Regions from separate parts of the Homo sapiens genome. Here region 2 is linked to region 1. The links are chromatin loops, found by intact Hi-C in ENCODE. Cell type or tissue: IMR-90. All regions are shown on one strand. Each heading gives the region's core, and the rest is flanking DNA. Links, peaks and the distances in the headings are about the cores only.

Evidence for each region. Hi-C counts contacts between places; a loop is a spot of excess contacts. Peaks named below come from ENCODE experiments on the same cell type or tissue, not always from the same donor. Only the 100,000 strongest peaks of a DNase experiment are listed, where the experiment ranks them.
Region 2: it touches region 1 in a loop (2.2-fold over the local background); 5 of 110 quality-filtered maps call a loop at or near these places.

Annotation. Positions count from the first base shown.
Region 1 is chr2:197,112,046-197,114,962 of GRCh38, forward strand. The region is part of intron 8 of ANKRD44 (ankyrin repeat domain 44); the gene reads right to left. Among named protein-coding and RNA genes, the nearest start is that of ANKRD44-AS1, 84 kb to the right of the region's middle. In IMR-90, for the core only: a CTCF peak has its summit at 1,361; no DNase peak of the experiment used is centred there.
Region 2 is chr2:196,848,667-196,851,583 of GRCh38, forward strand. The region is part of intron 20 of PGAP1 (post-GPI attachment to proteins inositol deacylase 1); the gene reads right to left. Among named protein-coding and RNA genes, the nearest start is that of C2orf66, 41 kb to the left of the region's middle. In IMR-90, for the core only: a CTCF peak has its summit at 1,405 (motif pointing right); no DNase peak of the experiment used is centred there.

The DNA.
Region 1 (2,917 bases), core at 258-2,757:
CATATGTAACTAAGAAATAGTAATTTACAGAATTTCTTCTGAAAATAGGCCCAAAAGAAAATATTACTGTTATTTTAGAATAAAAGTATCCCCAATAGAGAGAATGTATTTTCATCCAAGTATTGTTATCAAAAAAATCTATGTAACACTTATTTTTATAAGTCTCAGAGGAAAAATTTCTCTAAGTCTGAGATTAAAATACGAGGTTTTAAAAATGCATGTTCATTTTGTGATGAAATCCAAATGCCTGTATTTTAAAATGACTGTTTTAAAAACTCCATCTTGGAAAACAAATAATAATTTAGGTAAGTATTTCTTAGAGTGGACCAAGGACTGCCCACGTCTGAATCACCCAGGATTCTTGTTAGAAATATGAATTCTGGGCCAGGCGCAGTGGCTCACGCCTGTAATCCCAGCACTTTGGGAGGCCGAGGCGGGAGGATCAAGAGGTCAGGAGATAGAGCCCATCTTGGCTAGCACGGTGAAACCCCGTCTCTACTAAAAATACAAAAAATTAGCCAGGTGTGGTGGCGGGGCCTGTAGTCCTAGCTGCTTGGGAGGCTGAGGCAGGAGAATGGCGTGAACCCGGGAGGCGGAGTTTGCAGTGAGCCGAAATCGTGCCACTGCACTCCAGCCTGGGCGACAGAGCGAGACTCCGTCTCAAAAAAAAAAAAAAAGAAAAAAAGAAAAGAAAAAAAAAGAAAGAAAGAAAAAGAAATATGAATTCTGTACCTTAACCCTGAACTACAGAATTGGGGTAAGAGGGTCCCATTTTTAACCCCTGCTTTGGACTGTGGGCTAAAATAGGTTATAAAACCAAGGTTTTAACACAAGCATTTTATTATATTCTATAAGTCTATTCCTTAGAAATAAAAAAGGAATTACACATAGTCTGTGCCAAGAAAAAAAAGTTAATTAGAACGGTAAGTTCATCTTAATTGAAAAAAAAAAACATGTATCATTATAATTCAATATTCTCAGGTAGATGTGGGAAGAAAAGAAATAATAGGATCTTTTCTCCATCTTCTATGAGTATAATCTGAATCAGAACAGACTGAGAAAGGAGAGCTGAAGCTTGATAATACTTTTAGAGGAAAAACTGGAGCAATCAAGAGAATGAGATACAAAACCATCGCTGACCATGAGACATACTGGGAAGGAGAGCTCCTAAAAGTTATCTGATTCCAGAGCTAGGCCTTAGTTGTCGGGACTGCACACAGTTCCAAGGACTGAAACACCTGGGAACTACTTTGGAATAAGGATTTAAAACACCCCCTTCCAATTAAAAAGTGATGACACTTCAAAATAACTAAGGCGAGAGAAGGCAGAAATTGTGGAGTTGGCATTAACTTGTCCCTAGGTGGTGCTATTTCTTTAAATTTTGCTCCAGTGTTTTCTCTTAATATGAAACCATAAGTAATTATTAATTAAATATATCTAAAGCTATAAATACTTCAGCATTTAGAAAATATCTTCACAATATTCAGCTAAGCAATTTTCCATGTCTATAAAAGAGCTTAAAGGCCTTACCAAGGAGTAACCACCAACTTGGTGGTAGCTATCTAAGTTGCAGGCAGAGAGACAAAGCAGAAGTGATCTCTGAAGTGTGTGGTGGGCAAAGCCAGGCCCATTTCAGGGATAGCAAACACCACAACCTTCTTTTCTCTGAGAGTGCTTGTGCACTTGTAAAGGGACAAGTAAATGGAGATGACCAAAGTTAGGTAAAATGCAAAGAACAGCCATATGATCAGTGGTGACAATTGCTTTGCATCCATCTTTGCAGATCTTTGCCTGGGTTCATCTATAGCCTGAGTCCAGGCTATAGCTGATATTTTTTTCTTCACATAGGGAAACAGGTAGATAAGGTGGGGAAATTGGGACAGAAAGCATTAAGAGTATCATGGCAGCCATTTTGGGACAACTTTGTTCACATGGTATGGGTGTAAAGGGAGCTCATTATTTCAAAAAGCTATAGAAAACCAATGAAACTCAAAAGGATAATACTTTTTATATAATTCTTAAAAGTTAGAACTCAGAACATTAAAGTTGAGACTAGGGAACCCTACTGAGTTTCATGATCTGAGAAATTGAAATTTATCATGCAGGGGTACTGGCTGTTGCTACTATTCCTAGAATTGCACAAAAAGATAAAACATTCCTTGCGTTCTCAAAAGAGAGAATATGTGCAATTCTTCCATCTATTCAAAGCTTTTATGAAAATTTTTTTCTTAATTTCTAGTCTCCCTCCAATTTTCTAGCTACATTTTCCCATAGAATTTAGGGCTTTGAAATTATTGTTATTTTGATAATCCATTTAATTAAGCAAGAAGCACTTCTATTGAGTTAGGCATAATCAAGCCCTAAGTCATAAAGGAAAAATACTGAGGATTAAAATATTTACAACAAATATTAGTACTCTTTCAGGGCAGAACTCAGCATTGCCTAAGGAAGATTAATCTTTGAACTAAAAGCAGTGTTTATATTTTCTTGACCACCAGTCTCCTCAGAAATCCATTCACTTTTTCTTTTATTCCTAATGCCTTCTTTCCTCATCTTCCAATATCCCATATACGTTCCCTAAATTTACAGACATTGTTGTTCCCCAGGGTCTTGAAAGCATAATGTTCTCTGTGGCATGGTACACCCCTGGGGTCACAGAGCTCAGTGGCCCTACTACAGAGCAATAAAAGCTCTATGGGATAACATTAAGTCCAACCTGCGGTTAGGGGTGGGGTCAAATAAGGTGAGAAACCCAATAAGTCTTCCTAATTCAATGCAAGAGCCTCCTAAAATACTGGTGTGAAAAAGCCACACATTGTCCAATTTATTTTGTTTTGTTTTGTATGGTTCTAAGGGCAAGAGAGATGGAACGTGGTTGGCTCACTCATTCCTCTCCTTTCCCTTACTTCTCCAACGT
Region 2 (2,917 bases), core at 174-2,673, 260 kb before region 1:
TTGTATGATTATACTACATTTTATTTTTCCATTCATCAATTGACAGACATTTGGGTTGTTTCTGCTTTTTGGCTGTTATGAATAATACTCCTATGAACATTTGCATATAAGTTTTTGTATGAATATATGCTTTCATTTTTCTTGGTTATATTCCTAGGAATGCAGATGCTGAGTTATGCAATAACTCTGTATTTAGCCATTTGAGGAATTGTCAGACTGTTTTTCACAGTAGCGACACTATTTTACACTCCTACCAGCAGTGTATGAGGGTTCCAGGTTTTCCACATCCTCATTAAAACTTATTATTTGTCTTTTTAAAATTATAGTCGTTCTAGTGGGTATAATCCACAGGTGATTTTTGATAAGCATCCTTGGTTCAGAACTACATATTTAATTGGCTGGATACATAATCCAGTACTTAAAGCCTCTAGATTAACCAGCATCAAATATCCCCTAGATGTACATTCTATATGTCTGAGAATCAATTATCAAGTCAGTTGAAACCAAGAAAAACGAGACCTTTTTCAGACTTTCAAAACAAGATAGACATTTATACTTAAGTCTGGTTCTGGTTGATGTCATAGTGTCAGAATAATTTTTTTTTTTTTTTTTTTTTTATAAAGAGTCTCATTCTGTCACCAGGCTGGAGTGCAGTGGCACGATCTTGGCTCACGGCAACCTCTGCCTCCCGGGTTCATGCCATTCTCCTGCCTCAGCCTTCCGAGTAGCTGGGACTACAGGCACGTGCCACCACGCCTGGCTAATTTTTTTGTATTTTTTTTTTTTTTTAGTAGAGACGGGGTTTCACCGTGTTAGCTAGGATGGTCTGGATCTCCCGACCTCGTGATCCACCCGCCTCAGTCTCCCAAAGTGTTGGGATTACAGGTGTGAGCCACCACACCCAGCCAGAATAATCTCTTAATTAAAAGGCTGGGTCTGGCACAGATCAACTGAATATTGCTTACCACTTCCTGGAATATAGGTTAAATCAGGTTAAAATTAACACTAAAGGCAGACTTGAAATTGTATAAAAGTAACTGAAGGGCACTAAGTAGCTGTAGAAAGATTTGAGTGGAGGGGATTTATGGACTGCTGCTTTAATATATTCAGGCCAAATTCTTTTTTCCCTGCTCCTGCATCCCTTAATCACTGTCCAAGCCCAACGAAACAAAGTTTTAGCCTCCTGGGAAACTAATAACTGCTATACTCCAGGGAAGGTTTTGTCCATTGTACTACAGTTTCTACATCTGCTTCTCCAGATCCATTCTCCACCCCTCACTTTTTCCTGAATTCTGGGAGGCTGACTTTTATAGACTGGCTTCTAGGTAAGTTCAGGAATTAAGAGGTATCAGCAGATAGGAGGGTAGGAGAAAATAAGGTTAGTGTATGTATTTCCTCATCTTTTTCCTGCTGAGCCACAGGGTGGCAGTGGTTGTAGTGTTCCTGCACCCAAGGCTACAGCTCCAGGAATGTTATCCACTCCTAGAGCCCTCTAGGTTTGTTCCTTCTCTTGTCCTGGTACCTTGGAGTACCAGCTGGCTCTGTTACTAGTTTAGCATCTTATCATTTCTTGTTGGTTTCTCTTAACCCTGCACATATACCTTTGAAATAGTCCATTATAATCTCAATTATTCCATTCAGTATGCCAGGATCTAACTGACACAGTTGATGCAGCTCAAATATTACAGTAAATGCCTACTGTGTGCTTGGCACTATCTTAGGCACTAGGAATAGAATGGAGAACAAGATCAGGCTCTACATTTTAAGAAGTCTTCAGACTATAGGAAGAAAACTTCAAGTGCCAGGGTATAAAATGGAGAAAACAAGTGAGGAATTTTCTTGGGGATGTCTTAAAACTTAAGAGGATCCCAAACTCTTGCAAATTTGGGAGAGAGGGACGATAAATTTAAGAAATCATCTGTCTTGTTTAGCCACATGTAGGATGACAAGGCAGCAAGGAAGCATTGGCTCTTGGAAGGAAGGAGGGAAGGAGGAAGGAACAACAGATGGACGGTCAGAAGGAAGGAAGGAAAAATGGAAGGAAGGGAGGAAGGGAGGGAAAGAGGAAGATGAAAAAAAGAGATGGGAGGGGAAGGAAGGGAAGAAAGAAAAGGAAACAAACTAGGATGACAAGGAAGGAAATTAGGGAGTGAGTGTCTCTTATTAGAAGTATACATATTATGAACGATTCTTGCAGCAGCAGCAGCAAAAAAAGAACAGGGATGGGGATTGGTGGGAAATAACCTGAATCTGATCACACCTATAGCTCTAATTATCAATTTATAGAAAATAGAAAAACATGTTCAACTCCAGCAAGGGGATGGAATCAGTAAACTCCAAACATAGAAAATGCAAAAGTATAAAAAAGTTTTATTTGATAAATTATAAGGGGAGAAAAAGAGATGGAGAACAGACCTTACAGATAAAGAAACAATTCAGTTCTGACAATGAAAGTTGTCAGAATCAAAATGGAGTCACTGTTTTTTTGTTTTTTTTAAAAAAAACAAAAAAATAAAAAAACCCTGACAAATAGAGCCAGGGAAGGCTGTGAAGGGAGGGTTCTCATGCTTGTATACATAATAGCAAAACTGTCACAGAAGACTCTGCAAAAACCACAACTCTGCACAAAGGCCACTGCAACCTTACACACACACAAAAATACTTCTCTGAGGACATCTGCCCAGCAACTACTTGTCCAACCTCGGGCTGCCACCACCCTTGTTATGGATCCTTATAGGCAAGGATAATTATTTCAAAACAATTATGTAATCCTCCTCATTTTTTCTTTAACACCCATTGTCTTCCTTTACCTTCCTGAATATGCAAACAATTTACTATGACCTGTGGACTCCTGTTCCAATACCCTATTCCCAAATAAACATTATTTTCTTTTAGAGAGCCCCTCTCTGTTTGTTAT